Linked DNA regions of Homo sapiens: regions 1, 3 and 4 are each linked to region 2. A link is a loop called in an ENCODE intact Hi-C map of the cell type or tissue named here. Cell type or tissue: ascending aorta. All regions are shown on one strand. Each heading gives the region's core, and the rest is flanking DNA. Links, peaks and the distances in the headings are about the cores only. Region 1 overlaps RIMS4 (regulating synaptic membrane exocytosis 4). Region 2 has its middle 19 kb from the start of YWHAB. Region 3 overlaps RIMS4 (regulating synaptic membrane exocytosis 4). Region 4 holds the start of TTPAL (alpha tocopherol transfer protein like).

Region 1 (5,751 bases), core at 888-4,887, 81 kb before region 2:
GAGTAGTGTCCCTGATTCTCAGAAACTCTCAGAAAACTGAGGCTCTGAGAACTGAAGCAGTTTGCCCAAGGTCCCACAGCAAGTAAAGGTTGGAGAGGAAGAATGCAAAACAAATCCGCTCCATTCAAACAAAGCTGCACACAAATGTTCACAGTAGCATTAACTGTAACAGTCAAAAAGTGGACACAGCCTGAATGGCCATCCATGGACGAATGAACAAACTGTGGTATATCCATGCAATTAAGTATTATTCAGCCATAAAAAGCATGCAGTACTGGGCCGGGCATGGTGGCTCACGCCTATAATCCCAGCACTTTGGGAGGCCAAGGTGGGTGGATCACCTGAGGTCGGGAGTTTGAGATCACCCTGACCAATATGGTGAAACACTGTCTCTACTAAAAATACAAAAATTAGCTGGGCTGTGGTGGTGTGTGTCTGTAATCCTAGCTACTCAGGAGGCTGAGGCAGGAGAATCACTTGAACCCAGGAGGCTGAGGTTGCAGTGAGCTGAGATGGCACCACTGCACTCCAGCCTGGTTGACAGGGAGACCCTGTCTCAAAAAAAACAAAAACAAAAACAAAAAAAAAACAACAAAGCATTACCTATACATGCTTCAACATATATGAACCTTGACATTATGCAAGTGAAAGAAGCTGGTCATAAAAGATCATCTCTTCTATGACTCTACGTATTTGAAATGTCCAAGATAGGTAAATCCATAGAACTAGAAAGCAGACTAGTGGTTGCCAAGGACCAGAGGGAGGGGCAAATGGGATGTGAATGCTCACGGGTATAGGGTTGACGATAATATTCTACAATTGACTGTGGTGATGGTTGCACAACTCTGTGAATAAATTAAATATTAAAACCCACTGAATTGTTCACTTTAAACTAGTAAACTGTATGGTATATGAATTATATCTCAATAAAGCTTATATAAATCTCCTTCCACTTCATCTCATCTCCCAGGCCAGGCTGTTAACCCTATTCTACACTGACCCCAAGAGGGTCAAGGAGCCCACAGGCAGGGAGGCTCCCCCTAAGCCAGAAGCAGTGTGGAAAACCTGCTGCAAAGGCCAGACAAGGCCAACTTGTACAGTCTGTCCCCTCGGATGTCATCTTCAGATAACACATGTGCACATGTATCCCCACAAAGGCCCACGGATGAAAACGTGCAGTGGGTACATGGGAAGCAGAGATGTAGGGGATGGGGTGGGGTTGGAAATGAGGGAATTCCTTCCTTCCAGTCCCACCAGGGCAAGCCTCAGGCTCCCCATCACCACCTTCCTCAATCAACAGATGGCCAGCTTCCTCCAGAGCCTCCAAGACTAGAGCTAGCAAGGCTTAGTTAAGACCACCTGAAACCACCTGGCACCAGCACTCACCAGAGCAAACCCACCTTGGACTAGCTGTTCTCAGCACTGAGGCTGTAGTGATGTTGGCCTTAGGCAGCACATCCCCTGTTGCTCCAGCTTGGCTCATCCACGTCCCAAAACTGCTTAAAATCCGTCTCTCTCCAGACTGTTCTGCAGGATAGCAGCTAACCCAGTGTCCACTAAGGCTTCTCAAGAACCTCCCACATACATGCTTAACGCACGCTGGGTCTCCTACTCCTTGGATGAGCAGCGCTATCCTTTATCTTGAAGCAGTTTAAACAAATCTCTTCCTTGATTTGGCCTTAGCAGAGTTGCAGAGAAGCTGGGCCCCACCTTGGCTAAGGCACCTCCCTTGGTTGCTTTTCTCTCTCTCAAATGAGGGCAGGGACACTGGCTGGCACTCAGCAGGTCCTCCACACAGACACCAAAGGCTGAAGGAATTCCAGCTCATGGCTTCTCAACTTTAATGTGCAAATGGATCACACAGGAATCTTGTTAAAATGCAGATTCTAATTCAGCAGGTCTCAGGTGGGGCCTGAGATTCAGCACTTCTCACAACTCCTAGGTGAGGTCAATGCTGCTGGTCTGTGGCCCACACATTGAGTAGCAAGATTCTAGCCCATTCCATTCACTCTTTTCTGATTTCTCTGCCTTCTTCATTGTTCAAGGAGCCTCTTGGGAGTGGATAAAAGCTACTCTCTCTTAGAAAAGGACCTGCCAGCACATACACACAGTATGTTGCATAAAGTTTGGGAGCCTGCAATCCCTGGATTAAAAGCCATTCTTCTTCTTTTTTTTTTTTTTTCTTTTATAAGAGATAGGCTGTCACCCAGGCTGGAGTGCAGTGGCACAATCACAGCTCACTGCAGCCTTGACTTCCCAGGCTCAAGTGATCCTCCCATCTCAGCCGGTACTACACACCACCAAGCCTGGATAATTACTTTATTTTTTGTAGAGACAGGGTCTCGCCATGTTGCCCAAGCTGGTCTCCAACTCCTGGGCTCAAGGGATCCTCCTGCCTTGGCCTTCCAAAGAGCTTGGATTACAAGCATGAACTACCTACCATGCCTAGCCTAAAAGCCATTCTTTCGCATACACAAACCTGCAAATCTTAGTTCCTGCAGAAAAGAGGATGCAACAGGGGATAGAAAAAGAAAAAGCCTTGGCAGGGAGTGAGAACTCCTGGGTCTTGTCCCAGCTCCACTACTGACTTCCGGTGTGACATCAGACAACTTTCTGCTCCTCTCTTGAGCTTCAGTTTTCCCACCATGAGAGAAGTGGACTAGATTGGGGATGATACATAGGTTTTCTTTTTTTTTTTTTTTTTTGCCAACTCTGGTAGCTGTTGCCTGAAATACCCTGTGCTAAGAATTCTTAGACTGTGCCTGGACTTGGCAGAAAAGGATGCCATGATTGATTGGTGATGCCTGCCATGGTCCCAGGAAAGGGGGCCTTGATTGATTGGTGTTGTCTGCCAAGATCCCAGGCCTGGAGGGTGATGGGCTTCCTGCCAGATGTCCGCCTACCCCAGAGAGCCCTTCCAGCTGTGACATTCCACACAGCTCATTCAGAGTCATGCCACACTGGGCAAAGAGAAGTCTGTGCCTGTCCTCAAGGGGGCAGGAAGGGATAATTCTTTAAGCTTCTGGCTTCTCAAACCTGCTGCCCTACAGCCCCCTTTGAGAAGAGGTAGCAGAATCCCTGCTCAGTGGCAGAGGACAGCATGTCCTTGTGCTCCCATCCTTCCCTATTTTTAACTCCAAGGACAGCAGCTCAGGCAGAAGCTGAAATATGGAAGGGCCACCCAGCCTCTGAGGGAGGGGAACCACACCCCCACCATCATTCCCAAACTGCTCCATGGTTGGCCAAGTGAGAGTCGAGGCAAGGGACAGAAGGTTCCTCACCTCCCGTGTGAATCTCTCACAGCCCCATCCCATCCTTCCCCAGGCAGGGCCAGTCACCCCTCCTTGGTACACCCACAGACCTCTCTGCTAGTCCCTATCCTGCTGCACCCTGTATTTGTTCATTCATGCACCCCATTTACATATATGTGCCAGCCTTCATACTAGTGCCGAGGACGCAGCATTGAACAAGACAGATGGGGGTCCTCACCCACTGAGCTCTTCTAGTCTAGGGTGGAAGACAGACAGCAAACAGGATGGCAGCATAATTCTGTAGTTACAACTATAGTCTAAGTGCTTAGAAGAGAACTGTACCATGGTCACCCCATGTGCCTGTACACTCCTCAAGAACTGGAATTCTCTCACTCATCTTTCTATCCCTGGAACCTAAGGCCTAAGCTGGCAGAAAGGAGGGTTCAGAGATTATTTGTTGATTGAAAATATTACACAAGAGACATCATGTGAAGTTTGAGAGCCCTACAGGAGCCTGTCTCAGACTAGATGAGATTCATTCATTCATTCACTCATTCACTCACAAAGTATTTTTTTTGAGCACTTTCTACATGTCCAACACGGTTCTAGGCACTGGACCTAGAGCAGGAAACAAGACAAGGAAAAACGAACTGTCCTCCTGAATCTCCATGCTAGGAGAGGCAAGCAAACATCAAGCCAGACAAATACAGAAAGATAGAGAGGATGCTAGAAGGCAATAAGGGCAGGGATAGGAGTTTCTCTCTGAAACAGAGTGATCAGAGAAAGCATTCCCAACACAGGGAACAGAAACGTAAAGGCCCGTGGCAGACATGTCTGGTATGTTCGAAGGAGACGAGAGTGGCTGGAGCAGACAGAGCAAGGGGGAGTGGTGTGAGATGAGGTTTGAGATGATGGGGCAGGAGGAGAGGGCAGACTGAAAAACTGACACACCTCACACCAAGCTGGCATACAATTGATGGAAGAGATGGTGGCGATGATGATAATGACAATGACGATGTGATGATAAAAGCAGCTAGCATTCATTGGGCACGGGTGACAGGTGCTATGCTACTCAATTAACATGGATTTGTTTATCTAATCCCCACAACAATCTGTGAAATATGTCTTATATTATACCCATTTTATAGATAGGGAAGCTGAGGTTCAACAAAATTTACGCAGCCTGGAGGTGGCAGGGCTGGGACGGGAACACCGGCCGCCTGGAGCCAAAGTCCACTGGCTTGCTGATCACACCCTGTCCTGTTCCACATGCACCATGAACACCAGTTTCCTCCCCTCCCAGAGTTCCTAAATCTTTTGGACTCCTTTGAAAATCTGCTGGGAGCTGCTTTTCCCCAGAGAAAAGTTTTGGTTTTCTCCAGGAAAAAAAAAAAAAAATAGAGATGCACAATGATACAACTTGAACGTAATTTCAAGAGGTTCAAGGTTATAAACTCCAGCCCTAAAAGTAAGCATTTTATAAGCATTTATAACAAAAACAAGAATTTTCAGAGTTTTCCAAAGATGCAATAGGGGAACACAAGTGTCTGCAATACCAGCTAAAACCACTTCCATACAATTTGTCAAGAGCCTATCAGGAATAAGGCACTTGTAGAATCGTATCTCATTTAAACCTCATTTTAGTCCTGTGAGGTGATTATAATTAGGATCCCTTTACAAACTAGGAAACTGAGACACACAAAGTTTAAGTAACTTGCCCAGGCTCACAGAGGTGGTATCTGGCAGAATTGAAATTAACCACAGATCTAGCTGGCTCCAGACCTCAGTCTCTATTCCAGACATTCTCTTCTGGCTTCTCCAATGGCATTTCTTCATCTTCCCAGACAGGGGAAGAAACTTGCTCAAGGTCTCACAGCTCAGCACATCTGGAGTAGCCATTAGCCACATGTGAACACTTAAACTTTAAAAAAAAATTAAGAATTCAGTCCTCAGTTGCAGGGATCACATTTCAAGTGCTGAGTAGCCACCTGTGACTAGTGGCTACAGTATCGCACAGTGCAGGCACAGAACATTTTCATCATTGCAGAAATGTCTATTGGGCAGCGCTGGGCTAGAACTTGGTCTCTTGACTGCCAATTTTAGTTTTTCCACTGTCAGGGGCTACTAGAAATTAGATTTGCTTGATAAATGAAGTTGACCATGAAGAGGAGACAGGAGGTGGGTGCAGTGGTCCATACTTATAATCCCAGCAGTTTAGAAGGCCAAAGCAGGAGGGTCATTTCAGCCCAGGAGTTCGAGACCAGCCTGGGCAACATAGCGAGACCCTGTCTCTCAAAAAATTTTGAAAACTAGCCAGTCAAGGCGGCTTGTGCCTGCTGTACAAGCTACTTGGGAGGCTGAGGTTTGAGCCCAGGAATTCAAGGCTGCAGTGAGCTATGATCACACCACTGCACTAAAATCTGGGTGACAGAGAAAGACCCTGTCTCTAAAAATAATTTTTTAAGTGGGTGATTTTACTACCCACTTAAAAAAAATGATA
Region 2 (5,751 bases), core at 1,014-5,013:
GTGAGAGTATTAATGTCAGTAATAAGTAGATATTAATGTTATTTACTGAGAGTTTCCCATGTATATCAGTTTGTTCTCACAATGCTAATAAAGACATGCCAGAGTCTGGATAATTTATAAAGGGAAGAGGTTTAATTGACTCACAGTTCCACATGGCTAGGGAGGCCTCACAATCATGGCAGAAGGTAAATGAGGAGCAGCAAAGTCACGTCTTACATGGTAGCAGGCAAGAGGGCATGTGCAGGGAACTCCCCTTTATAAAACCATCAGATCTCATGAGACTTATTCACTATCATGAGAACAGCATGGAAAAAACCCACCCGCATGATTCAATTACTTCCCACTGGGTCCCTCCCACAACATGTGGGAATTACGGGAGCTACAATTCAAGATGAGATTTGGGTGGGGACACAGCCAAGCCATATCACCATGTACCAAGAACTTTACATAGATTTCCTCACTCCAGCTTTACAACCCTGTGTATCATTAGTCTTCATATTAGTCAGGACTGTAAGTTGCAAGTAGAAAAAAAGTAACAACCAACTCTCAAATGGTTTAAGCCAAAAGGTTCATATAACTGAAAAATCAGATCTAGTATTCATGAAATCATTATGTGGATGACATAATTCTAAGAATTTTACATGTATTAATTCTTTTAATCCTGTGAATAATATTTTAAGAAAGGTACTAATATAATTTCCATTTTGCAGACAGGGAAACTTGAGTACTGAGAGTTCACAATTTTACATCTGAACCCACTTTCTGTGTGTAAGGGAATTACCTACTTCATTCAACTCCTTGGAACCCAGAGTTCAATTCTGCAGAGGAAGCAGAAAATGCCATGTCCTCCCTGCATGGAGGACATCAGTGTTGTGACTTAGGCGTTGCCCATCAGGTGCATCTGCCATGGACTTCGATTTTCAAACTCATATAGAGACTGTTCTCTGGCAGGTGTGATGAGAGAGTAAGATCCAGTTCCAGAGATGACAATCCAGTGGGGTTACGGGCAGCACTGGCTGTCTGGAACCAGAGGGCCAGTAGTGTCCCCAGGCCAATTCTGTTGATGTGAATGGAGACACCATGCCTGGCTTCTCAACCTCTGAGTTTGGTTCCCCTGTGATTCTATAATCTACTCCATATGCATTCAACAAAACTCGTGTGAGTCAATATTCCATAATAAACTCCCTTACATATATACATCTATCCTATTAGTTCTGTCCCTCTAGAGAACCCTAATACACTATCTCATAAAATAAATTAAAAATTAAAGAGGAAGAAACTGAGGATCAAAGAAGTTAAGTAATTTCTTTAGAGTCCCACAGCCACGGAATAGAGAAGTTAGAATTTGAATGGCTCAAATTTTGTTTTACTTTTGTTATTTTTTTGTTATTGCTTTTCTCATTTGGCTTGCAATAATGTTCTTAATTTTGCTTTTTCCCACTTTCCTGATTTAAATGCTCCCTATAAAAATTTAAATATATAAAGTTATAAGGAAGAAAGTAACATTCTTTGAAATCTCATCAGCATATAATAACTACTGTTAATATTTTACTGGGCATCTTTCATGCCTGTCTTAACGCGTATGGGCAATAGAAGTAACCTTTTTCATAAATCATAACAAATAATACACATTCTTTTAATCAAGAGCACCCTTTTTAAGTGTGATTTTTTTTTCTTATCTATCCTTTTCTTCTTCCTTTTCTGACCTCCATTAATCTCCCTTACTTACTCCACACTTTCTGGCTCACGATAACCCCTGTTAACAACTGATGTGTACACTTGCAGAATTTTCTCCAAGCCAATATAATTATACATTTCTTTATAGAAGTCCTGTTTTTAACTCTTGCAATATTCATATTAAAGGACACTAATGGGCTGTGCGCAGTGGCTCGTGCCTGTAATCTCAGCACTTTGGGAGGCCGAGACGGGAGGATCATTTGAGGTCAGGAGTTCGAGACCAGTCTGGCCAACATGGTGAAGTCTCATCTCTACAAAAATATATAAAACTTAGCCTGGCACGGTGGCATGCACCTGTGGTCCCAGCTGCTCAGGAGGCTGATGCTGGAGAATTGATTGAACCCAGGAGGCAGAGGTTGCAGTGAGCCCAGATCGCGCCACTGCACTCCAGTCTAGATGACAGAGTGGGACCCTGCCTCAAAAAAAAAAAAAAAAAGAAAAGAAAAGAAAAGAAAAGAAAAGAAAAGAAATAAAGGACACCAGTGGTGGCATTTGGGGCACCAGACAGTAACTGTTGAAAGAGATTTCAGCCATAGAAGGAGCCCTTCTTGACACCCCTAAAATTGCACTGCTGAGGTGATTGTCACGTGAGCTCACCCCGTCACAGTTCTGGAGTGAGCGTGAGAAGGCTGAGGGTGAGCACCTCTGTCCCCACCAAAGAAATGGATCGCCAGGCCCTGGTCTCGTGGTTTCCAGGTTTGCTTGCAGGCCTGCCTGCGAAGCTCAAGGAACTGCAGAGTCACTTCTGTCTGGAGCTCCTGAATGCAGTCCAGCTAACCTTCCCTACCCGGAAGCCCTTCAACATCTTTTCTCCATTCCCTTTACGGGTTTTATTCTTCTTTTGCCTGCTCAGCAATTTTCACCAGTCCAAGGACCGAATGCTCTGCTCTCAGATCAATAGCCCTTGGGAAGTACTGCAGACAGTCTCTGAGATGCACCCTAGCTGCTCCTGCAAAGGAATTGCTTTCTTTCTGACTCAGTTTCACTTGAATTAAGCTTCTTCTGCTTTATGAAAGCAGCCTCCTTCCAGAGCACAAGTTGACATCAACCCAGAACCAGAAAGAAATCAGTGGCTGGAACTTGTCTTATTCATCTCTGGAAAGTCCAGCTCTCCAGCAGAGGCTTAGAATTCTATTTCCTTTTTTGTTTCTTAGTCATTGCGCTTGAGAAGGCATTTAAAGATGCTCTTTGGCTAGAGTAAGTGCTCAGTAAGCATTTGTTGGCGAAGGGATAAAACAGTAAAGATGGAATAATCAGCATTTGGTAAATGGTTGGTGAAGGAGAATCAAATGAGATAACACATGTGAAATTGATATGTAATCTGTGAATAGTGAAAATTGTTCCTGGCCAGGCGTAGTGGCTCACACCTGTAATCCCAGCACTTTGGGAGGCCGAGGTAGGCGGATCACTTGAGGCCAGGAGTTCAAGACCAGCCTGGCCAACATGGTGAACCCCCCCCCTATTAAAAATACAAAAATGAGCCAGGCGTGGTGGCACATGACTGTAATCCCAGCTACTTGGGGGGCTGAGGCAGGAGAATCCCTCAAACCTGGGAGACGGAGGTTGCAGTGAGCCGAGATCGTGCCATTGCACTCCAGCCTGGGCGACAGAGCGAGACTCCATCTCAAAAAAAAAGAAAAAGAAAAAGAAAAAGAAAAAGAAAACCAAAGGGACTCGTCCGCAGCGTTATCTGCTGGCGCCATCTTCCGGAAATAAGTTAGCACAACAGGTCTATTTCTGTTTCAGCGGGGCGTGAGGGCACTGGAAATGCAGGCAAGGAGGGGAAAAGAGAGAATGAATTTTAGCAAAATCTCTCCATCTCCTCTGTCCTGGATCATCTAATTACTCTACCAAGATTATCATTTTAATGTAATAGTACTACTAACATGCTAGCACTTGTTTTGAGCACCTAGTACGTACCAGATACTGTGCTCAGTGTTTTACATGTGTTATTTCATCCTCACAGTAACTGCAAGAAGTGTATATAGTAAGTCCTCACTTAACTTCTTCGATGGGTTCTTGGAAACTGCGACTTTAAGCAAAATGATGTGCAGCACGTCCTCAAGTAATGTCCTTCCATTATGATTATGAGGGAAAAAATGGTTTCATCATACATCATTTCACTTAAAGTTGCAGTTTCCAAGAAACTATCAACATTCAGTTGATATTAAAAACCCGAGGCATACAAGGTGTATAGTGGACTTATCATCTCTAGGATTACATATCTAGTTGGTGTTTGGGATAAGACTGAAACCCAGTTCTGTCTGACTTCAGAGCCTGTGGTGGGCTGTTGTGAGTCAGGTCCCGAGGAATCAGACTCCAATATGGAGATTTGAAGTCAGGAAGTCTATTGCAGAGTGCTGTCGGGATTACATCTGTGGAAAGGAAAAGTCAAACTGCAGTGCAACCTCAGCAGAGGCCTTGGCTAATGCCATGGGGAATATAGAGCTGGGATGGCAAGAGGACAGGACCTTGGAATGTCCACCTCGAACAGTCATAGGGACTCAGCTGAGAGCTGCCAGCAGCCAATGCTCCCAGCAGCTGGGGGAATAAATGCCCCATCCTGGGGATGGGGGTCTGGGTGGCACACCACAGTATGCACTGCAGCGCCCACTACCTATTCCCCATGCATTGCTCCTCAAATAAGGGAGATGGCTGGGAGGGAGACAACATCAGTGATGGGGTAGTGGAGGAGGAATTCAGAGAGTAAAAATGGTTTTGTCTGTCTTCCATCCACCTGTGACCTAGGCTATGCATGCCATCCAGCTGCAATAACCAATACATTTGGGTCATTCATGTTGATATAATGTATGGATTATTTTATGGGTTGCAAGCCATTAACAAATAAATAAAATGCAATATTCCACTGGCTGATTGGAGATGCATTCTTTGACATTCTCAAATAAGAAATGGAAGAATTGGCCAGGCACAGTGGCTCACGCCTGTAATCCTAACCCTTTGGGAGTCCAAGGCTGGGGGATCACTTGAGGTCAGGTGTTTGAAACCAGCCTGGCCAACATGATGAAACCCCATGTCTACTAAAAATACAAAAAAAAAAAAGCCAGGCGTGGTGGTGGGCGCCTGTAATCCCAGCTACTTGGGAGGCTGAGGCAGGAGAATCACTTGAACCCAGGAGTCGGAGGTTGCAGTGAGCCGAGATCATGCCACTACACTCCAGCCTGGGCGATAGAGTGAGATTCCATCTGAAAAATAAAAATAAAAATAAAATAAAAAGGAGATGGTGCCTTCTGCCCTGGGGTTAAAAAAATTAAAAAATTAAATTAAAAAGAGATGGATCTATTTGTATAATATGGAAAGACCTCTAAGACATATTTTTGCATGAAGAAATAAGATTCAGTACCCTAATAAACTATATAAAAATTATATCTATTTCTAGAGTTTTACATACACTATAAAAGGATGGAATTTTACCGACTTGCCCTATGGAAGGATTCTACATCCCCACCCCACGTAAGTCAGGCATAGCCATATGATTTGCTTTGGCCAAGGGAATTTGAGTGGAAGTGACATGTGAGACATCCAAGCAGAAGCTTTAAGAGGCTCCCCCATTCTCTCTTTTCCTTATTCCATGAGATCAGCATGTTCCAGCTGCTTCTTCCAGCTGTGTCCAGAGATACAGCTGAATTCAACCCATCACAAACATGCAATTAAGATATAAATTTTTAGGCTGGGCGCAGTGGCTCACGCCTGTAATCCCAGCACTCTGGGAGGCTGAGGCAGATGGATTGCTTGAGCTGGGGAGTTCGAGACCAGCCTGAGCAACATGGTAAAACCCTGTCTCCACAAAAACCACAAAAAATTAGCTGGGCCTTGTGGCACACATCTGTAGTCCCAGCTACTTGGGAGGCTGAGATGAGAGGATCACCTGAGCCCAGGAGGTCGAGGCTACGGTGAGCCATGATCATGCCACTGCACTACAGCCTGGGAGACAGAGTGAGACCCTGTCTCAACAAAAAAACAAACAAACAAAAGACATAAACTTTTATTAATATA
Region 3 (5,582 bases), core at 1,145-5,144, 67 kb before region 2:
GCCTATTTTTGTAAATAAAGTTTTATTAGAACACAGCTCACCCTTTCATTTACATATTGTCTGGGGCTGCTTTCTCACTACAACTTCATGATTGAGCAGTTACAACAGAGACTGTAATCCTGCAAAGACTAAAATATCTACTGTCTGGCCCTTTACAGAAGCAGCTTGCTGAGTTCTGTGCTACACTGTCTCCCCAGAAGTCCCCAGCAAGACTAAACTCCAGTTGCCCTTGCTTGGGTTAACCTGCCTGATAATACACAGTCTCCTGACTTCTTTCTCTGCCTCACTTTCTCACTCCCATCCTGGGGTTTCATCCATCACCTTTGTGAACCATATGAAGCATACAAAATTCTATTAGACTGCTTCCACTAATAAAATGGCAGTTTCAGGTGGTTTGCCCTAATACTTGTACTTGATTCCTTGTGTCAGGCTCTGTTCTGGGAAAACCTAAACTAGGAGAGCAGGGCAAGTGTCATCATGCCCATTTTACAGACGAGCCCTAATTTAAAGCTGTTCCCTGCACACACATTGTCTCCTCAGCAAAGGCAGAGGTCAGCCTTGGTTTGAGACCCTTCCCGCACTCCCCAGTCAGAGCCTTGCCATGTGTCTTTGATATGTGCAGTATCATTAAACCACCTGTAGGTTACCTCCTGCTTATAGCTGTGAACCTGTTCATCTAATGAGGAAATCAAAGTTCAAAGAGGGGAATGACTTGCCCAGGGTCAGTTGGCAAACTGGCAGAAATGAGATCTCAAACCCAGGTTTCTTTATGACAAATCCAGGGCTCATCCCACGACAAATCAACTACCCCTTCTGCTTTCACCTCAGGCCACCTATTAGGGCCTCTGCCCTCCTCTCTGGATACACGGCCAACTTTTCATGAGGATCAGGCAGGCTCAAATATATTAAAATCCTTTGTCAGACACAAAAGACTTCATGTCTGCAAGGTGCAAAGTAGAAAGTCAGGACAGGCACCCTCCAAAGAGGGACTTGGAAAGAGGCCCACAAAGAAGCATGAGATACATGTATATATTCATGAAAAACATTAAATACAGTACAGAATGCTGGAAAGAACACAAGTGTTGGAATAGGCCTGGGTTTGAAGTCCTGTTCTGCCCCTCACTAGCTGTATGACCTTGGCCAAGTCAGAAGTCCATCCAGATGCTCAATTTCTCCATATGGCCGAATGTAATGACTATGCCCACCTTGTGGAGGGTGACCTGAAACGAGGGTTGGACACTGCTGAGCACAGAGCTGAGCACACCCACTCTCCCCACTCTGTAGTCAGGGGTTCCCAGACAGTGGGTGAGTGGACCCCACTGGTATCCTGGCCAGATCCCCCATGCTAAGCAGGTCCCCCATCACTCAGCTGCCATGAGTATCTGCTGGTGCCGGCTCACAGCTGCCCCATCTTTGGACAACTGCCCTTAGCTCATAGGAGCTGCCTTGCCCCAACAGTTATGCCCTCGGGGGACTACCCTGCTATAGGAGTACCGAAGCCTAGTCAACCCTGCCATGCCATCCATTCTCCAGAGCTCCCCAGGATCTGGCTGAAGTTAGCCTGCAGCCAAGTGCCCATGTCTGGCTGCTTCTTCTCCTGCCCCATGCTGCGTCTCCCTCTCCCTCTCTTGCAGGTTTCACCTGCGAGCACTCCCACAGAGCACTTGCACAAAAATCCACTTCTCAGGCTAAGACAGTGGAAACAGGAGTGAAGAGTTCTCCTGATTTTCTGTATTCGTTACAAAATCAAGTGACTTCTGGGGAAAGTCCAGAGAAGAAGGTACATGTTAAATTCTCCCTTGAGCCGGGTGTGGTGGCTCATGCCTGTAATCCCCGCCCTTTGGGAGGCTGAGGTGGGCAGATCACCTGAGGTCAGGAGTTCGAGACCAGCCTGCCCAATATGGTGAAACTCCATCTCTACTAAAAATATAAAAATTAGCTGGGCATGGTGGCACGCGCCTGTAGTCCCAGCCACTCAGGAGGCTGAGGCAGGAGAATTACATGAACCCAGGAGGCAGAGGTTACAGTGACCTGAGATCATGCCACTGCACTCTAGACTGGGCAACAGAGCAAGACTCCATCTCAGAAAAAAAAAAAATTATCCCTTGCTAGAGCCACACACCTGACTCCCCTCAGGGCCCAGCTGCCCAGTTTGGGGGTCCCTCTGCGAGGACTTAGCATGCCCAGTAGAAGCTGGGCACAAATGGTAAGTTTCCTGAGGCCAGATGGCTCGGGGGTGGCTCGGCCAGGGCTTGGATGGGCCCCGGAGGCACCTGGTCCAGTCTTGGTGTTGGGCCCAGGCTGATGAAAGATGCTGCTCAAGACATTTGCTGAGGAACTAATTAATTTTCATTAGAGGACCCAATTAGTGAGTGCAGTGAGTGTGGTGGAATATCTTTCCACCCACTCTCAGGGTGACTCCAGGTGGCGTTCACTAGGGACACTGAGTGCTGGAGATAAAGGCAGCAAACTTGAGGCCTCAGGTGCCGCAGGGTCCATGATGGCTACTTGGGGTGCCTCAGGGGACAGGGAGAGATCCTGAGCTGTGTATCCAGAAACATCATTGCCACAGACCTCCTGTGAGGCTTCAGGCCAATTGAGATTGCTCTCTGGGCCTCAACTAAGATAGCCACAGTAGATGACCTCAGAGGGACTTTCAACTAAAATAATGACAGCTAACACTCTTAAGACACTTTCACTGTGTACCAGGCTCTCTACCAATATTTATTCATCTAATCCTCTTGACACCTTCGAGGCAGGATGGGGCTATGATAAGCCCGTTTTGCGATGAGGAAACAGGCTCAGGGAGGTTAAGTGACTTGCTCAGAGTCACACAGCCAATAAGCGGCAGAGCCAAGATTCAAATCCAGGTTATCTGGCTGTGGAGCTCGTTACTTTCACCATGCTATACTGCCTAGTGCAACCCAACTTCTCTGGAACTCTCACAGTGCCTGGCACAGGGATGGGCACCACCATAAGTGCTTAATAAGAATTTAAAAACAGGAAAATAAGAAAAAACTGGTAGCCTGAAAGAGTGTGATGGTGGCTTGTGGGAGTGGGACTGGATAGCTGAGTAGAAGGGAGATGCCATTTCTTTGGATGTCCTCTGGTGCTGTTCGGCTTTTTTACGATGTATCTACATTATCAGCAGTAATAACAGCATAAAGCATTATAAAAGCTGATAACAGTGCTTGTACCAGGGATGGGACATGAGGATCAGAAGACAGGGGTGCCCAGGACACTTCCCCCGGATATTTTTCATGTGTTTAAAATGTTGTAGCATCTGCATATATTACCTAATCCAAAAAAATACTTTAAAAATTATCCAAGACCAATCAAGCAAAGATCAGCTAGAGAGAAACTGGCAGGAGGGGGCGCTCTGGGGATGAAAAATAACCATCTAGGGGCTACCGCAGAGTCAGGGGGAGACAAAGGAGGAACTGGAGGGCCTGTACAAGTGTCCTACCTTCTCTGGGAGACTCTGGGTATATCTAAACCAAGCCCACCAGCCTCTCACTCTGCAGGCAGGGATACTGAGGCCCAAAGAGTCAAAAAGTGGGTGTAGGAGACACTGAGACTCGGCGATGAACAAAGTCCTTCTCTCTTCACTCCTCATGCAGCCTTTCAGGCTCCACTGTGCACACAGTAAACACCACATACCTAGACCAGAGCGAGGAGGCCTGACGCCAGCTGTGTGCTGCCCCATCCCACCCTTCCTCCACCCAGATGTGCACATCACATCATTTTTATGAAGTCTACAGGAAAAGGAAAGGCGGCAGCTTCCATAGCTTGGATGTCTTCTATGTGTTGTACATACATCCTCTGGAATTCTCACAAGGTATCTCTAATTCCATTTTGCAAAGGACAGGCTGAGGCCTAGATCAGTTACATACCACAGTCATGATGCACAGCTAGAAAGGGCCAGAGATGCAAACCCAGGTCTTTGGGCCTCCCAAGTCCGCTCATTTTTACTATCCCAAGCCACCCCTCACAGAGGGTATTTCCCATCAGTTTAGGACAAGTCCCACCCGGAAACTATTTTTAAGTGCCTTTGTCTTCAGATTCTGAGTTGTATGGGGCTGGGTGAGAATCTCATCACATCAAGGTTGGTCCCCTGCCTCCAACCTGAGCTAGACCCCAATCTTCCCTAGAAAATTATCAGCGACCCCTTTCTTAGAAACATCTGAATAAACTGACTCAGTAAACTCCCCCGGGAGCATTTCCCAGCACTTTGCCCCCTTTACATCGATGATTCCTTTGATTTACTTCTTCCCAGTAGAGGTTTGTCCTCAAATGAACTTCCTGGTTTTAACACATAGCCCTCCCTTTTCCCAATGCAGAAAAGGGACCATGTCCTGTTCTCTCTGGACGAAAAAGGAGCTAGACCTGAATCCTCAGAATTCCCAGAGCTGTCTGGGTCCAATATCCCATGCAATGGTCTCATGGCCTGATGCATTGCTCATTTTGACTCACTTATCCTTTGTACAAATGACTTCCTAGAGGCTTTATGAGGGCCTACGTGTTAAACCTGGCACAACGCAGGCAGCAGCTGAGACTCATTTGGATCATAGACTCTGTGACAGAAACAAGAGGGCCTGAAGACCATACCCAGGACTGAATTTGGTACCCAGTGTCCCAGCATCTAAGACATCAGGAGCCAGGAGATATCCCACGTTGGCAAGACCCCTTCAGTTCTCTCCAGCCTTTTCCTCCAACCCAGTGGTTCTCAAGGTAGGGTCCCTGGATCAGTACCATCCGAATCTGCATCACGTGGGAACTTGTTAGCAATGAAATCCTCAAGTCCCTCCTGCCCCCAAACTAAATAAAAGACTCTGGGTGGGCCCAGCAGTCTGCATTAAGAAGCCCTCCAGAGGATTCTGAGGCTCACTCAAGTTTGGCGGCCCTGCTCTAACCCATTTAAACTGACAACAGCCACTGTGACAACTGCAGCTGCTACCAATGACTGGGAACCTACTATGTGCCGAGGGTTAAACATGCACTCTCATCCATTAATCCTCATAGCAAAGGACACCTTATTCCATACGTCCAGCTCTGGGTTAGGTGTGTTGTGTGCATGATGTCATTTACTCCTTACTATAACCCTCTTGAGTATTTACTATTATTATGCCCCATTTTACAGATGCGGACATTGAACCCCAGAGGGTTGAAGCAACTTGCCTACAGTCATACAATTTAGAAGTGGCAGTCAAGATGAAAATTCAGATCTGCCGGATTCCAAAGCTATGTTCTTTCTGTCCGTCCATGGAAGTTCCCCAGGGTCTCTCACACCTACATCATCAGTCTGGGTCAGGTGAGATTCGAAGAGGGGTGGAGGCAGGCAGGGTGAGCAGAAAGAACCCAGCCTGGACTCCACAGTGCCTTCCAGCTACAGCGTGAAAGGAAGCTGCGTTATGCATGTAAAGGCACAGCCATCTGCGCCTAAGGAACATAAAAAACAGGGATTCAGGGGGCATGAGTTCTTGGCCTCTCTCTAACTTCACCCAGCTGGGGGCCTTTTCTTTTCCTTCTTCGGACCTCAGTTCCCGCACCAGATAATCTTTATCCTCTACAAGGCTGAGATA
Region 4 (5,751 bases), core at 972-4,971, 390 kb before region 2:
CCTTAGGAGACTTTCTCTTTCTGAATATTTTACATTATTTTATTTTATTATTATTTTTTGAGATGGAGTCTCGCTCTGTTGCCCGGCCTGGAGTGCAATGGCACAATCTTGACTGACTGCAACCTCCACCTCCCGGGTTCAGGTGATTCTCCTGCCTCAGCCTCCAGAGTAGCTGGGATTACAGGCGCCTGCCACCATGCCTGGTTAATGTTTGTATTTTTAGTAGACACGGGATTTCACCATGTTGGCCAGGCTGGTCTCAAACTCCTGACCTCAAGTGATCCACCACTTTGGCCTCCCAAATTGCTGGGATTACAGGCATGAGCCACCAAGCCTGGCCTCTTTCTGGATTTTAGTTTCCTCTTCTGTAAATGGGACAATCCTAGCTCGCTGTTCACAGGGTCATTGTAAGGTGAAATTAAGATCATACAAGCACAGTGCCTGGTATATATAATTCAAAAAGCAGAAACTCTTTTTGTTGTCATTGTTTATCGGAGATGTTCTAATCCTGATATAATCTGGTTCTCTAAAATGTAATACCAAGAGGAACAAGAAATAATGGCCCTCAGTTGAGGGAAGAGGCAGGGATTTCTGGGGCATCTCTGAATCCTCTCCCTGCCCTGCCCTTGAGACCAAGTTCTTCTCCTGCTGGCAACATCTAGGATTGCCATCTGGGCTCCAGGTACCAGTAGTAGGTCCTAGGTTTGGGTTAAGGAGAGGGGTGAATTTATTCCAATACCTAGGACAGCCTGGTTAGGACAGGGTCATCCCTCACCCTTTGCCACAAGAGCTGCCATTTGGCAGGGCGCAGGAGAATGGCTTGAGCCCAGGCAGCCTCCCAGGTGGCTGGGATTACAGGCCTGGCTAATTTTTGTATTTTTAGTAGAGACAGGGTTTCACCAGGTTGGCCAGGCTGGTCTCGAACTCCTGAACTCAGGTGATCCACCTGCCTTGGCTTCTCAAAGTGCTGAGATTATAGGCATGAGCCACCACATCCGGCTGTTTTGGGGGGTTTTCTTTTTGAGACAGAGTCTCGCTCTGTCGCCCAGGCTGGAGGGCAGTGGCATGATCTCGGCTCACTGCAACCTCTGCCTCCTGGGTTCAAGTGATTCTCCTGCCTCAGGCTCCCGCATAGTTGGGTGTGACAGCCGGAAGTGGGGGCCTCGGATTACAGGCGTGTGCCACCACGCCCAACTAATTTTTGTATTTTTAGTAGAGACAGGGTTTCACCATGTTGGCTGGGGTGGTCTCATCATACTCCTGATCTCAAGTGATCCACCTGCTTCAGCCTCCCAAAGTGCTGGGATTCCAGGCGTGAGCCACTGCACCCGGCCTTACCTTACGTTTTAAAAGATCTCACAGATGTGATTAATGTAAGGATCTTGAGATGGTAAGATTATCCTGGATTATCTGGCTGAGCCCAATGTAATCCCAAGAGTCCTTATAAGAAGAGGGAAGCAGGAGGATCAGTCAGTAGTAGAGGTGACAACAGAAGCCAGAGGTTGAGGTGATTTGAAGAAGGGGCCATAAGCTAAGGAATGCAGGTGGCCTCTACAAACTGTAAAAGGAAAGGAACTGATGCTTCCTCCAAATCCCCAAAAGAATGCAGCCTTGCCAACACCTTGATTTTAGACTTTTGACCTAGAGAACTGCAAGAGAATATATCTGTGTTGTTTCAATCCATGAAGTTTGCAGTAATTCCTTGTAACAGTAACAGGAAAATAATACATAGATTTAGCAAACAAAACAAAATCCAGGATGCCCAGTAGTCATATTTGAATTTCCTATAAACAACAATTTTTAAAGTATAAATGTGTCCCAAATGTTGCATAGGACACACTTATCTGTGTGTATGTGTGTGTGTGTTTGGAAAGGAACATGCTTAAATGTTTATCTGAAATTCAAACTGTAGTGAATGTTATATATTTTGTCTGTCAATCTTAGAAGTGATGAAACTGAGAGCAGGAGTCAAAACTCATGATTCCCAGGTCGCCTCCATACTGCTGCCCCCTGCCCCTCAATCTGGCAGAAACTGCCACGTTCTTGTGGCCCTCATGGGTCACTTCCCATCTTCTTGGGACTCCTCTTGCCCCTGGGGTAGGAAAATGAAAAGACTGTTTAAGGTCGTTTCTTTAGGCTCAGAGTTCTCCTGGACCACCAGAGGTTCTGCCTCAGAGGGACCTAGGAGATTTGCCTCAAAGTTGCAGTTGCACAAAATACTTGCGGGCGGATCTTAATGGACTGGGGTGGGAGTTAGTAAAGCCTTTGTCTGGAGGGAACGTAATGAACCCCAAAGCAGGAAAAAAGTAATTATTGAATCAGGCTCCAGAGCAAGAATCAGGTTTCAGGTAAGGAAACGGAAGCACAAGAAGGAATGGGGACTTGCTCCAGGTCACTCAGTTAATGACAGACAGATGTCCCCTGGTTTGGAGTCTCCCTTTTTGGAGCAGCTAGTCCTGATAGCAGCCATAGTGGGGGGAAGTCTAGAATGCTAATCCTGAGGTCCGGGTTTGAAGCCCTTTACTGCCTTGATTGCCAGTTTCCCTTTCCTGAAATAGGGGAATTGCATAAATATGAGGAGTTAATGAGATCATGGATGTTAAACAACAGGTACATGTTAGCATGTTCTTGGAAAATGGCAGCTTCTTTCCTTCCTTCTCTGAGCCTCAGTTTCCCCATCTATAAGCCGGGTTTGACAAGCGGCTGGTGCCCCAGCTCCTCCCAGCCACTCCAGGTCCGCAGCTCGGAGCTCCGGCAGCCAGGTGGGGACTGAACACCAACGCCGCGGGGAGGCGTCGCACATGCGCGCTCCTAGGCGGAGCCCCGCCTCCCACGCCCTGGATCGTCACTTCCGGCGCGAGAGGCCGGGCAGGCCGGGCAGGGAGTGCGGGTCGGTTCTGCGTGCGCTGCCGGACGAGGCTCCCGCCGCCGATTGACCCGCGCTCCGCCCGTAGTCGGGCCGGTGAGTGCCCGCGAGCCCATCCGTGTGCCCTGGGAGCTGAGGAGAGGGACCCCTGAGAGGGAAGGATAACCGGAAGTGGGGACCAGAGGAGCGAGAGACCCCAGGAAATGGGGACACCTGGGGAGGGGGTGACAGCCGGAAGTGGGGGCCTCGGAAGGTTGTCCACGGGATATGGGGTCTCGGGGGCTCTAGGAGAGATGGCTTCCTGACCTCTCCTTGTTGAGAGGAAGGGGTGGAAAGGAAAGTGATGCTCCAGAAAGGATGGGCTCCAGGTGGGGGAGATCTTTGGCTTCACCGTTACCAATGGTGTCTGCATCTCACTCATATGTCCGCCTGTCAGCTCATTCACCAGCCTGTGACTGAGTCCTGCTGAGCGCTCGGCACTGCTGAGTCCCTGGAGAGTCAACATGAAGCTCCAGGTGGAGGGTACAGATTAGAAGCCCAGGGTGGGGCTAGACGCATCCTTGCTCTGCCTCACCGGGTGTGCCCCCTTGGGCGAATCGCTTAACCTATATCCTCCGCTGATGTGTACAGACCACTGCCATGTGCCCGGCACTGGGGGTGGCAGTGGACATGGCAGACAAGCCCTCTGCCCTCGTGGAACTTAGATTCTAGGGGACAGTCCTTTTTGTCCTCCTTTGTAAAATGGCAACAGTAATAGCGCTCTCACCAAATAACGTGAAGATTAAATGAGGAAATGGGTAAAGGGCTTAGCAATGCTTGATACATGGTAAAATGCTCAAGTATGCATTCTCTTCATTCCACTATAATGTAAGCTTTATTAGGCAAGGAATTGTATTGTTTGCGTCTGTGTTCCCAGTGCCTGTGAGCACAGTGCCTGACATATATGGTAGGTGATCGGTAATTATTTGATAAATGAGTGCGTGGTGAAACTGACTCTAGATAAATGCCCATAGCATTGGACTGTAATTTCTAAAAAAGAAATAGGAACCCAGTTCTGTGGAAAACTGGAGGGAATCACCCTCAGGGAGTTTGGGAAGGATTCACTGAGGTGGTGACATGGCAGCTGAGCCTGAGCTGTCAAGTTAGGAACAAATTAGAAGAGGAAATTCCAGGCAGAGTGTATCAGAAGTGCACGAGTTATTCCAAGGATGATGGGTTATTAGTTTGTTTTGACTGGCATTTAATGTGCATCAAGGTGGGGTGCGATGGAAAATGAGGCTGGAGAGGGGCTTTGAGGTGAGGCTTGTACCTTGTGAACACTGATGTTTGATGGGATTGCAGGCATCTCTTGGTTACTTCCATAGAAACAAAGCCATAGTTGTTCCATTCCTCACTTAGCATACCTGTGCCAACCAGACTAAAGTCATTCAACAAATATTTATGGAGTGCAGATTATGTGTCTAACACCATGTTAGGCGCTGGGTTTCAGGTGATGAACAAGACAAACTTGGATGTTGCTCACAAATTGCCAACAGACAATTGCAACAGGGTGGGAGAAGTGCGGGGGAGGCACCTAACCTGGCTGGGGGTCAGTGAAGGCTACCTACTCCAGGCCACCAGCATCTCTCAGCTGGATTATTGCAATAGCCTCTAAATGGTCTGCTTCAGTCCTCACTCCCTTAGAGTCCATTCTCAAGACAGCAGATTGGTCCTTTTAAAATATATTTTTATTTATTTATCTATCTATCTATTTATTTATTTATTTATTTATTTATCTGAGATAGCGTCTCGCCCTGTCGCCCAAGCTGGAGTGCAGTGACATGATCTCGGCTCACTGCAACCTCCGCTTCCTGGTTTCAAGCGATTATCCTGCTTCAACCTCCCAAGTAGCTGGCACTACAGGCCCGCACCACCATGCCTGGCTAATTTTTGTATTTTTAGTAGAGACAGGGTTTCACCATGTTGGCCAGGCTGGTCTCGAACTCCTGACCTCAGGTGATCCATCCACTTCAGCCTACCAAAGTGTTGGGATTACAGGCATAAGCCACCACACACAGCCCAAGAAAAAATTTAAAAATTAGCCAGGCGTGGTGTGTGCCTATAGTCCCAGCTACCTGGGAGGCTGAGGCAGGAGGATTGCTTGAACTTAGGAGTTCGAGGTTGCAGAGAGCTATGATTGCGCCACTGCACTTCAGCCTGGGTGACAGAGCAAGACCCTGTCTCTCTCTTAAACAAAAAAGTGCATGAGTTCAGGTCCTCTAAGAAGCAGACACTAGGATGAGGTTAGACGTGCTAGAAATGTAGAGGCAACCCTTGCGAAGGACAGCACCTGGGAAGGGAGCTGGAGAAGTCAGGAAGAGCCACTGGCAGTGATGCAGATCAGCTCCTGTGAAGGAGGTTTGGGCAGCAAGTCTCTGACTGCAGGGCAGTCCCAACAAAGGTTTGGCCAGGCCCTCAAGCAAACGCTGCCTGTTAGAGGAGTCCTATGTCTCACTAAATCATTGGCTAGGAGCAGTGAGGCCACAGAAGGGCTGTGGAAAGTTCTGGCTTCCCCTGGATAGTGGATCTAGAGGGACAGCCACTGGGGCCCTTTATCAATTACGTTTTCCCAGCAGATCTGACCGGCACATATTCCCGACTGCCACGATAAGTTACATGGGTGTGTAGTAAAAAATTCAAACAGTATAGTAAAAATCCTCTTTCTCATCTTAAATCTTCACTTGTCCAGTTCTGTTCCAAGAGATAACCATTGGTAAGTTTCTTATATCTCTTTCCAGAAGTTTTGTGTGCATTCACAAGTGTATGTGTATAGTTTAAAAACGTGATTTTCTGTACACTATTCTGCAACTTGCTTTTTTAATATGTCAATTCATAAAGATCTGCCT

Evidence for each region. Peaks named below come from ENCODE experiments on the same cell type or tissue, not always from the same donor. Only the 100,000 strongest peaks of a DNase experiment are listed, where the experiment ranks them.
Region 1: a loop joins it to region 2, with 9 times the contacts of the local background. A loop is called at or near these places in 6 of 110 quality-filtered maps.
Region 3: it touches region 2 in a loop (4-fold over the local background); 18 of 110 quality-filtered maps call a loop at or near these places.
Region 4: a loop joins it to region 2, with 2.0 times the contacts of the local background. A loop is called at or near these places in 3 of 110 quality-filtered maps.

The regions. Positions count from the first base shown.
Region 1 is chr20:44,783,064-44,788,814 of GRCh38, forward strand. The region is part of intron 1 of RIMS4 (regulating synaptic membrane exocytosis 4); the gene reads right to left. Among named protein-coding and RNA genes, the nearest start is that of RIMS4, 25 kb to the right of the region's middle. In ascending aorta, for the core only: a CTCF peak has its summit at 2,979 (motif pointing right); no DNase peak of the experiment used is centred there.
Region 2 is chr20:44,864,314-44,870,064 of GRCh38, forward strand. No RefSeq gene overlaps it. Among named protein-coding and RNA genes, the nearest start is that of YWHAB, 19 kb to the right of the region's middle. In ascending aorta, for the core only: a CTCF peak has its summit at 3,447 (motif pointing left); a DNase peak (open chromatin) is centred at 3,438; H3K4me3 peaks cover 658 bases; H3K27ac peaks cover 370 bases.
Region 3 is chr20:44,797,219-44,802,800 of GRCh38, forward strand. The region is part of intron 1 of RIMS4 (regulating synaptic membrane exocytosis 4); the gene reads right to left. Among named protein-coding and RNA genes, the nearest start is that of RIMS4, 11 kb to the right of the region's middle. In ascending aorta, for the core only: a CTCF peak has its summit at 3,362 (motif pointing right); no DNase peak of the experiment used is centred there.
Region 4 is chr20:44,473,030-44,478,780 of GRCh38, forward strand. TTPAL (alpha tocopherol transfer protein like) reads left to right here and starts at 2,845. Exons shown (of 5, transcript NM_001039199.3): 1 at 2,845-2,962. RefSeq lists an enhancer at 2,641-2,730 and a silencer at 2,821-2,950. In ascending aorta, for the core only: a CTCF peak has its summit at 2,750; DNase peaks (open chromatin) are centred at 2,812 and 3,383; H3K4me3 peaks cover 1,968 bases; H3K27ac peaks cover 2,367 bases.